Linked DNA regions of Mus musculus: region 2 is linked to region 1. Evidence: chromatin loops called from intact Hi-C (ENCODE). Cell type or tissue: heart. All regions are shown on one strand. Each heading gives the region's core, and the rest is flanking DNA. Links, peaks and the distances in the headings are about the cores only. Region 1 overlaps Zcchc8 (zinc finger, CCHC domain containing 8). Region 2 overlaps Clip1 (CAP-GLY domain containing linker protein 1).

The links. Hi-C counts contacts between places; a loop is a spot of excess contacts. Peaks named below come from ENCODE experiments on the same cell type or tissue, not always from the same donor. Only the 100,000 strongest peaks of a DNase experiment are listed, where the experiment ranks them.
Region 2: it touches region 1 in a loop (2.2-fold over the local background); 11 of 42 quality-filtered maps call a loop at or near these places.

What each region holds. Positions count from the first base shown.
Region 1 is chr5:123,696,625-123,701,961 of GRCm38, forward strand. It overlaps Zcchc8 (zinc finger, CCHC domain containing 8), which reads right to left. Exons shown (of 14, transcript NM_027494.3): 14 at 1,678-4,498. The coding sequence ends at 3,720. Among named protein-coding and RNA genes, the nearest start is that of Clip1, 15 kb to the left of the region's middle. In heart, for the core only: CTCF peaks have their summits at 2,791 (motif pointing left) and 4,043; DNase peaks (open chromatin) are centred at 2,757 and 4,187.
Region 2 is chr5:123,638,581-123,643,952 of GRCm38, forward strand. Clip1 (CAP-GLY domain containing linker protein 1) reads right to left here. Exons shown (of 24, transcript NM_019765.5): 6 at 3,839-4,036; 7 at 3,198-3,301; 8 at 1,914-1,974. Among named protein-coding and RNA genes, the nearest start is that of Clip1, 43 kb to the right of the region's middle. In heart, for the core only: no CTCF peak of the experiment used is centred there; a DNase peak (open chromatin) is centred at 3,151.

The DNA.
Region 1 (5,337 bases), core at 338-5,337:
ACACTCATAATAAAAATACGAATTTAAAAGCCAGGAGCACCCTCATAGAAGTAGGGGGATAGGGGATGGGCTAGGGGGTTTGGGGAGGGGAAACTGGGAAGAAGGAAACATTTGAAATGTAAATAAATAAAATAACCAACTAAAAAATAGCAGCAGCAGCCAAAAACAAACAAACAAATAAAAACCAAAAACCAAACAAACAACGCCCCCCAAAAAACCCAAAGCAAAGTGGATAACTTTGAGTTCAGTACCCAGGATCCACAAAGCTCTAGCAAAGAACTTAAAATGCAGCCATTTTCCGGGAGGGAACCCGCGGTACACAGGCCTTTTGAAGAAAGCAAAGGCAGATCTTTTGGTTTAAGGTCAAGGCAGCACCTTCTTCCCACTTACTTGCTCAAGAAAATGAGAGCTGGCCTTGTTGTAGCAACCGGTGGCACATTTCACATGACAAACAGATCTCCACCCTGCTCCTGGGAGTGTTTGGGTATTACCTCACTTGCCCACACCTGGAGACTGGTCACAGCACTGACAAGTCCAAACAATCCCTCCTCCTCCTCCTCCTCCCCCAGCCCCTTGTCACCCTTCTCTTCCTAAGACCCAGACACATTTCTTATCGTGTGTACAGGCAGCACGGTGTGCACGAGAAGGTCAGAGTCCAACTTGGTTTCTTCTCTTGCCACCAGGTGAATCCTGGGGACCCAACTCATTTCAGCAGTGGTGGCACACACCTTTCCACTGAGCCATCTTGCCGGCCCCTTTTGTTTCTGTCAATGTCCATTTGGTCCTGATGCTTTTGAGGATTGGTTCAGGAGTTTTCTCTCGCTAGCTGGCTCGAGCCTCCCATAAGTAGTTAGGCCAGCTGTTTCCTCTAGGCTTCTGAGCTCTTCCCTTGCCATAGGCTGCTTTGTGCTGGGGCCCTTGAAGCACAAAAGCTCCTTCAAAGGTGAGGTGACGTCTAACATCTTTCTTCTCCCTGAGTCAGGGTCTTGGCCTACGACTTGTCTTGCCTCAGTCTCCCAGTGCTGAGACTACAAGCAGGAACTAGTACTCCCAGCTCACTACTTCCTTCCGTCTCTTTACTGCATGTGCGGCTCCATGGTTAACTGCCAATTAGCTTTCTTCCTGGTCCTGGGGATCAAACCTAGGACCTCACATATGTCAGGTAAGCTACCATTCAGCTATAATTCCAGCCCTAAGTAATTAAATAAAAAAGAGGATGCCAGTTCCTGAGGAACCAATACTTTTGAGTTTCTCACAGGGGAACAGGGCAGTGGATAAAATTCTAGATTCAGGACTGGAGAGATGGCTGAGTGGTTTTCAGCACCCACATCAGCTTAACAAGTACCTGCGTGCAACTCCAGCTCTGGAGGATTCGGTGCCTTCTTCTGGGCCACAAGGGCACCTGCACACACACACACACACACACACACACACACACACAAACACACACACAAATTAAAAACATAAAAGTAAATATTAAAAAAAGGAACTTGGTGCCGGGCATGGTGGCGCAAGCCTTTAATCCCAGCACTCCGGAGGCAGAGGCAGGTGAATTTCTGAGTTTGAGACCAGCCTGGTCTACAGAGTGAGTTCCAGGACAGCCAGGGCTACACAGAGAAACCCTGTCTCAAAAAACCAAAAAAAAAAAAAAAAAAAAAGGAACTTGGATACAGAGTTAAGAGATCTGAATTTATTTACAATTATCTATGTCTTAGACATTTGTTTAAAAAAAAAAAAGCAAAAAAGAAGAGGCAATACCTACCCAATAAAGGAAAAATGGTATAATTTATACCTTAATAGAGTCTGTATGTGCTGGAAATAATTATTTCAATATTCAGCAGATACCAGCAATACAATATTTAAAGGAAAACTTTTTTCCCCCTGAAGCAGTATCACATTGTAGCTCAGGCTAACTAACCTTGCTATATAACCAAGGCTGGTCCTGATCCTCCAGCCTGCCACCCAACTGCTAGGATTTCAGGTCTAAGACACCAGACAGAGCTAAATAATAACTTCTGATGTAGATCAGCTAAGACTTCCATAGTCACATCACTGGGGCTGGGGAGGCAGTGTAGTTGGTAGTGCTTGCCTGGCACACACACATATGTAGTTGGTAGTGCTTGCCTGGCACACACATATGTAGTTGGTAGTGCTTGCCTGGCACAGACAGACAGACAGTGCTCTGGGTTGGATCCTTAGCCCCCAGGACTGGCAGTGCACACCTGTGATCAGGGATCTGGAAGACGAGAGAATTCCATGTCATCTTCAGGCTGGTGAGCTGGCTCACTGGGTAAAGGTGCTTGATGAAGACACACATTGATGAGAGAACAACACGTGGACACCACACACTGTCTTCTAACATCCACGCTGAGGAATGTCCGCCAACCCCCATAAATAAATGTTTGTTTTTTTAAAAAGAACCATGTCATCTTGCCTGTAATCTCAGCAGTAGGCAGTATCAGGAAGACTGTGAGTAAGGCCAGCCTAGGCTACACAGCAATAACCTATCTCGGAAGAAAGAACAGTGAGAGAGGAGAAAACATGTTTAATGTTGACAGGACCCCTTATCTCCTCCAGGCCTCCAGGAACCCCCTTCCTCATGGCAGGCCTGCTAGGAAGGCTGCTGCTTCCACAAGTCACAGCACCATGCGAACCCTGAAGAATGCACTGAAGACTCAGGTGACAAAGCAGCTGACCATCCCTCCCTGTACTGATTATAAATGGGCAAATTGGACTACTCCAGTGTCACTGAAATCTGGACCAATTCCCTTTTGCGCCCTCTGCTGGCCTGGGAGCAGCTTAACACTACCTGAGCGGTTATTCAAGATCTCCAAGTGTTCCAGAACTTGACCTGGCAGAGACTTAAGAGTGCCCAGCCAGAGAACCAGACCAGGCTCCAGCTTGCATAGGACAGTCACACTCAGTATGTGTCTGTCTACCTTCCAGCTGGAAGCCACAATATTATCATGTGCAAAGTAATTGCCCAAAGTAATTAAACAATTTTGTTTCTATATTAGTATATGTAAGGCTGGAATCCACTTACAGCAGCCAAACATGCAGTTTCTTTGCAACCTCATAATTTTCATTCAAGTTTAAAAGAACAATTTGAACTGTGAGTCATATCTACCCAAGTCTTGGTTCATGTGTAAGAAAACTAATTTATTAAACCTCTGTACACAAAGGTGAGCACACCTTTATTGGAAGCATATTTGAATAATTAAATTACAAAAAGTAAAAGTGTTATTAAAATCATGCATGAAAATCTTACAAAAATACCCCGAGCAAGCAGGAGCAAGCTGCCGATCCCTGATTGTTCTCATTTGGTTGTTGAAATTGAAATGTGAATTTAAAATTGTTAGAATTTTCTTTAAAAAGTGATATATTAAGCTTATATATACAGGATAATAGCAAAATGTAGAAAGGGAAAACAATTTACAAAAGACATTAAAAAAAAAAACCCTTCACTCTTGACAGACACTCACGATCCAAAAATAGTCTAACCCGGACCAAGCATCCCTGAACCAGCTCCCGCACGCAAACTCTGGGTTGCTGTCAGTGAGAAGAAAAGAACAAACTCACACCCAGTCTTTCATTCTGTAAAACAGCCTTGACTCGAGATCACAATTACACCAGATTCTGAAAGGTGGGAGGGACAAACGGGTCACCTGGCCTCAGGCTGGTGGGACAATCAGAGCTGCACATCACCACGCAGCCAGGGCTCACTCACAAGTCTTTTTGTTTTTCTGCTGATTTCGGGGTGAATTCTTCAACAGGTTTCTTATCCTGAGGTACATTCCAGTGGATTCAGCCATGTTCTCAAATTCAAAGGGTGTTATTCCAGTGGCAAACTTGCTCATGTCAGGTACTGGGCTATGGGTTTTTGGGGCCATCGGAGGCCGGCTGTCCGGGTGAATGGGCTGCTGGTTGCTCCCATTGCTCATGTTCATGTTCAACACACCGCCATTGTCGAGAAGAGCATCTCCCGGGCCCCCCTCAGCAGCAGCTTCCTCTTCTCTCTGAGAGAGCACTGCTGCCCCTGCTGCTGGGCTGCAGGATGGCTCGGGTCCAGCTGTGTCTACAGAAGCAGCTGGTTCCTGGGGCTCAGCCAGCACTGGCTTTTCCAGGGCCTTTCCTTCGGGGACAGGGAGGTCAAACTCGTTTGGACACGGGGAGGAGGCCACTGAGTTCCCAGTTAAAGGTGTGTCTCCAGGAACATCTGAGTCGCCATTCCCTCCCTCGGCCTGCTGGAGAGCCGCCCAGATCTGCCTCTGCTGCTCTTCCAGCTCCTCCAGCGTCAGGGCATCCTCATCCATGGCTGAGGCTGCGGGTCGGGCCTGGGGTGAGTCACTGGGAGTCAGTGGTGGGGTTCCCTTAGGGAGTGGAGGGGTGAAGAGAGGCGGGGGAGTTCCCTGTGGGAGTGGAGGCGGTGTTCCGGGAGGCAACGGTGGTTGGAACTGAAATGCTTTGCTGCTCTGAGAACCAGGTGGAATCTCTACATCTGAAAGAGGAAAGACACTTCAGAAGTCACAGCGCTTCATACAAAGTTATTATTGGAACTTGGGGTACCTAGAGGAAGAATGGCCATAAGCACCCATCTTTGAGATGGTGCAGACAAGGGGTAGATATGGCAGCCAATGCCTGTAAATGCCAGCACTCAGATGGCCAGCCTGGGCTACAGTCTCAAACCTTTGGGAGAGCTATCCTGTACTGTATGTAGCTTCAGATGGAGGAAGCACGAGTCATGATGATAGGAGGAGTCCTAAAAAGGCTGCAGAAAAGAGGACGCCTGCTCTCTTAACTATGGAGTCCTCTTTTGCCCTGATCCTAGACACTGCACTCTGAAAGGTGGAAACTGGATTCTCCTGTCCGAACCACCAGGATCCTGGTTGGCACAGGTTCCATGGAAGACACGGAGAGATAAAAGGATAAAAAAGTATGTCAGAAGCTGGGCAGTGGTGGTTTAATCCCAGCACTCGGGAGGCAGAGGCAGGCGGATTTCTGAGTTCAAGGCCAGCCTGGTCTACAAAGTGAGTTCTAGGACAGCCAGAGCTACACAGAGAAACCCTGTCTTGAAAAAACAAAACAAAACAAAATAAAAACAAACAAACAAACAAAAAGTCAGAGGGCAAGAATTTGCTCAATTTTTTGTTTTTTCCAGACAGGGTTTCTCTATATAGTCCTGGTTGTCCTGGAACTCACTCTGGCCTCGAACTCAGAAATCCACCTGCCTCTGCCTCTGCCTCTCAAGTGCTGGGATTAAAGGCGTGCGCCACTACCGCCTGGCTTGAATTTGCTCAATTTTAAGTTTTCAGGAGTACATAGTATTGGTATCAGGAC
Region 2 (5,372 bases), core at 77-5,076, 58 kb before region 1:
GCTGCTTGGGAAGTGTCCAGCATTTCTACAGCCCCTCCATCTAAGGTGTTTTATGCTTTCCTCAGGTGTCTACCCAAACTAGAAAACATTATGAATGGGGTGAAGGAGGCCACACCCTCAGACAATTTCTTTTCTTTTCAGCAAAACTTTAAATATTTTCCTATCAGTAACAAAAGAATCCACAGAGCTTAGTCATTGCATACGGTTTCTTAAAGATACAAATGCATTTGCTTTGAAAGTCACATGCATAGAAATACTACGGGAAAAGTCCCAAGGTCAGATTATGCGGTTAGTATTTGAGTGTATCAATAAGCATTTTAATCTGGAATCAATCTGTGTTAAGGGAAATATCCACACAGTTAAGTGCCCTCTTACATTCTCGGGATCTTCAGAAATCGGGCTCTTTTGCTATCAGTAAAAAAATAAAAAAAAAGTAAACAACAACAAAAAGAGATTCAACTAAAGTTTCAATCTGTGTTAGGGTTTCAATATAACTTTGATTAATTTCTAGTAAGTTTATCAGACAGACTATACTGGCCTACTGCTAATGTAACTATCTTAGTCTTTCCCAAACCCCAGAGGCGGTAATTCTTATGAATTAGATGATGAGATGAAACTTCTGATGAGACTTTGGGGTGTTTTTAAATGGATGACAACACAAAAGTCAACTACAGGATGTGACTATATGTGAAATGAGTGAAGAAGGTTTCTATTAAATTATTAAGAAGCTATTAAAGTCTAGACCTTATAAAATTAGAATTCAGAAAATTTTTTCTTTATTCTTTATTGACTATAAGCATACATTTGTTTGCAAGGAAAACAAAATCGTCTGGGAGGACACCTAAAATTTAAGCCAACAGACTCCAAAATCTTGATGGTGGCAAAAAAATATCATATTATATATTATATATATCATAATATATATTATACATATATATATTATATTATATTATACACACACACACACACGCACACACCTTCTGCTGGACGTGATGGTGCATGGCTGTAATCTCAGCACTTGGGAGGCAAAGGCAGATTGCTATAAATCTGAGGCCAGCCTGATTTTGCTCTGTGAGTGCCAGGCTGACTAGAGCTACATAGTCAGGCCATGTCTCTAGCTCCTCCCCAAAATTCGAAAACTGTATAGACACGTGCAGATTTTACGAAAATGCTATAAAGAACTCTTATAGAATCTTCAAATTTTGAAAAGTTAATCATTTATTTTTGTCATATATATGGCAGTGGCTTCAAAGCAGCAAAATCATTTAATAGCAATGTGTAATTCCAAACTACTATGAGTAATTGTTGGGAAGATAAGAAACCTATTATTATAGGAAAACTGCTGACTTTCAAATATGTCAGAGAAGTGGCATACATTGCTCCTGGTTTTTGCTCATGAAACATTACTTTAAAAAGCAACTATCTAAATCCTGGTCCCAAAAGAACAAAATAATGTATGAGAACACACCATTGACTTTTATAGGGCTATAAAGGATTTATTCTGCTTCACTAAAGGACAGAGCTGAACCGCAGCAAAAATGCTTTGTTAAGTGTGATTGTGTTGAAGTTAAGCTCTTTTAAAATGCTCTTTCCAACACCAGAGGGACAGAGGAGCCTTCCCTAAGACTGCCTTGAGGACACACTGCCGGATTTATGACTTCATTAAGTCCAGTTCATAGCTTCTAATTTTGCAGCATGAGAAGAGTTATGAGCATCGTAATTTGCCACGTGATTACCACAATCCCAGGCTCAAGGACCAGGCCATCACCTCAGTACAACCCAAAGTGGGCCAAGGCAGGACGCCCGCCATCCTCTTGACAGACTGCTCTGACAAGGATTAACGGGCCCAGCGTGTCACTCTTATTTCCCAATACTGGCATTCATAAAGGCTTTAAAGATTTGGAAGGGTTTACCTCAAGATCGCCTTTGGTAATTGATTCTTCTTCAACTCGGAACTGAAGGTCCTCAACCTTCCTGTGGGATAAAACCAAACAAGGCACTGAGGAAAGTTCTAAGGACCACCTCACCGCACAGCGCAAGCATGAGCAACACCCTGGTGAACTCAGGACAGCAATGCAAGCGCACACCTTAGAGACGCAGAAAACTATCTTTAGGACACTGGTGTAGAAAAGCAGGGCTGTAATTATCTAGAAATTCCAAACTTTTATCTAGGTAACAACTCTAGAGAACATGAAGCAAAAAGAAACTGAAAACCAAGAAACAAAAACTTTTTTTCCCTTGGCCACATATACCACCAGAATGGGTCAATCAATCAAAATAATTTTGGCCTTAAAGGAAAACACTTGCTTACCAAAGAAATAGGTTACAGATTATACATGTATAAATTCTACTGTGTGTGAGAAAGAGAGAGAGAGGGGGAGAGGGGGAGAGAGGGAGAGGGAGAGAGAGAGAGAGAGAGAGAGAGAGAGAGAGAGAGAGAGGGAGAGAGGGTGAGAGGGAGAGAGGGAGAGACGGGAGAGACGGGAGAGAGGGAGAGAGAGAGAGTATATCCTCCTGCCCTCCTGCACGCTGTAACGCAGGTATACACCACCCTCCACAGGTTTGTAGGTTTACTTTTTGGATGTGAGCACATCCTATGCCTAGTGCTTCTTCATCTGATGATTACGGGCCTAATGGTGCAGACCCACAATTCTAACTATTTGTGGGGCTGAACCAAGAGGGTCATGAGTTCCGAGCCAGTCCAGCCCACTTTGCAAGACTTTTAAAATAGGATAACAGAAGGGCTGGGGCACTGGCTGTGGTGGTGTGCTTGTCAAGAAGTCTGTAGGTTCAGTCTTTGGAGGGAGGGAGACAGGGAGGGAGGAAGGACAGCTCCTTGTGAAAAGCCAAGCTCTCTGTGTCTATCTCACATCATTTAGCACGTGTGTTCATATTGACCTGAATAACTCCAACTGTTCTTACCCTGTTTTCCAATTAAGCCCAGCTTTCTCGGGGATAAGGTTCTTCTTAAAGGCTAATAAGTAGTGAAACTGGCTGGGATTTCCTTTGGTAATGCTGAGTAAAGCGATTCTCAGGACAAGCATTCAATGATAGTAAACATCTGCTAATCAAGTCATGTCTAGAGGATACCAGGCTTCCTGGAAAAGTTACGTCACAGCACAGCCTCTTCACACAGCAGAGCTCAGCTTCTGCTGGGCAGCCCTGCCTCTGGCTGACATCGCCACACTCAGGCTCACCTCTTCTCCTCTTCCAGCTGGTTGAGCAGCTCCACTTTCTCCCTGTCAGCAGCTTCCACCATGGTCCGTAGCTGGTCCATCTTGGCCTCTAGTTCCAGGACATGCTGGGGAAGCAAGGATGTCAGTGAGTAGCCCAGGATACCTCCAAATACATATCGATAAATGAGACCACAATGGGCGAGCATCGCTCTGGATACAGTCTAGTGCTTTCTATCTTGGTAGGTTATTCCTGGCAACTTTCCTGGAAACTAGATGACAAAACAAAACCCCATCCCACAGCATACAGCAACAGAGGGCAACAGTAAGACAAGCCTCATCTTTTCCAATACTGAAACGTGTCAGTAATGATCTACAAACACCACCTGTGATCACTAAGGCCCCAGTAATGAGCAGTTAATACAGCCAGCCTCAAAGCCTAGACATAAAGACCAAATGGCTACGGTAAAATCGAGAAGAACAAAACTTCGTGATGACGGAAACTGGCACCCACACCACAGCTTTTCAACAAGCTCAGACACTCATTTCCTATGTTCAAATCCAACCAACACCCTGGCTCCGAATGCCAGGCACTCTTTTAAACCTCATCACTCAGTTTGGAAACCATCACCATAGATCATCACAAGATCGACACCAGTCTTCACCTGGTCATGCCCATCTCGGGCCAGGGCTAGCTCCTGCTCTATTTCCCCCACGTGGCTGGTAGCCTTGGCCACCTCGGCCCGCTCCAGGTCCCGCTCAGCCAGCAGCTGCTCAATGTGCTGCTGCTTCTCCTTCAGCGCCTCCTGGAGGGCAGTGGTGCCCGAGATCTTGCGGGCGTAGCGGGAGGAGGTTTCAGTCAACTGCAAAGGAAAGTCAGAGAAGTCAAGGACGATGGTGCTGTCCGGGAGGAACGGCTCGAACAGCGCATGCGTAGCACACATCTCCTAGGCAAAGCAAAAGTGCTGCCCCAGCTTGTGGGTTTGTAAAATTTTAGGCAAAGTTCTCACCAAGAAAGTAAGACTTCATAAAAAGCATGGATAAACAAGCTCACAGCGAAGTTCAGAAGACATTTAGAAGATGAATATGTAGTTTAAACATGGGCGCTCTGAGCACAGCTGACAAAGTCTGTAGGAATCTTGACAGTTTTCACAAAACCCATCTTAAAAGTTTCTCTAAAGTGGCTCACACCTGTAACCCCAGGACTCCAGAGGCTGAGGCAGGAGGACTGCCCGTGAGCTGGAAGCCAGCCTGGCTACAGAGTAAGACCATCTCAAAACGAAACAAAGCAAAACATCCCAAGGTTCTTTAAACTCCTCCAGCCTGAGCTATGGTTGTCTTCTGGTGATGACATCTGGCCAAACATTTGGTTCTTGGTCTTAAAGCTGAGAGCTTTTAAAGCTCCCAAACCTCACTAAGAAATGAAAACATCGCCCTAGGAGTCCCATCTTCTCAACCGATGAACAGTTGGATTCTTGTCAGCATCTTTTTCATCTTCCTTTGCAAAGGAAAAACGGGTGGTATCACACTGGAACCTGGCTTCTAGGACCTGAATCCCAATCACTAGATAATTATAAAACATAAGAGGGGAAGTCTAAGTTAGGACAATCAGTCAGAGATGGACAGACAGACAGATACACACACAAGGAAAAGAGAGGGGAGGGGAGGGGAGGGGAGGGGAGGGGAGGGGAGGGGAGGGGAGGGGAGGGGAGAGGAGGGGAGGGGAGGGGAGGAGAGGAGAGGAGAGGAGAGGAGAGGAGAGGAGAAACCTATGGAGAAAAAGAAATGGTAAGTGGGAAGAAGAGGACAGGGCATCAGGGAGACAGGAAGGAAGAAAAGAAAGAAGACAGGAAGACAGGAAATGGCAGAGACAAAATCTAGGAGATGCTGAGAAAGAATGTGTCTTCTTGACATCTACTAATCTCTGTTGGTTCACATCCACCTCTATCTGGAAGCTAACAGCCACATTAAACCCAGAGGAAATGAACCCGCATAAATGGCGGCAGGTAACTGGGTAAAGTGACTGACAATTCCTCTCTGCAGGCTCCGTCCGGCTCTGCAGGCTGGGTGGGTGTCTGGATATGGCCCCATCCTTGGCAAATATTTGCCCATGGCCTTGACTTAGCTGCTGGCTCCAGATCAATTCAGCCTTTGCTTCTTCTGCAAACAAAGCATCATTTGTCACCGGGGTGCTCCCTG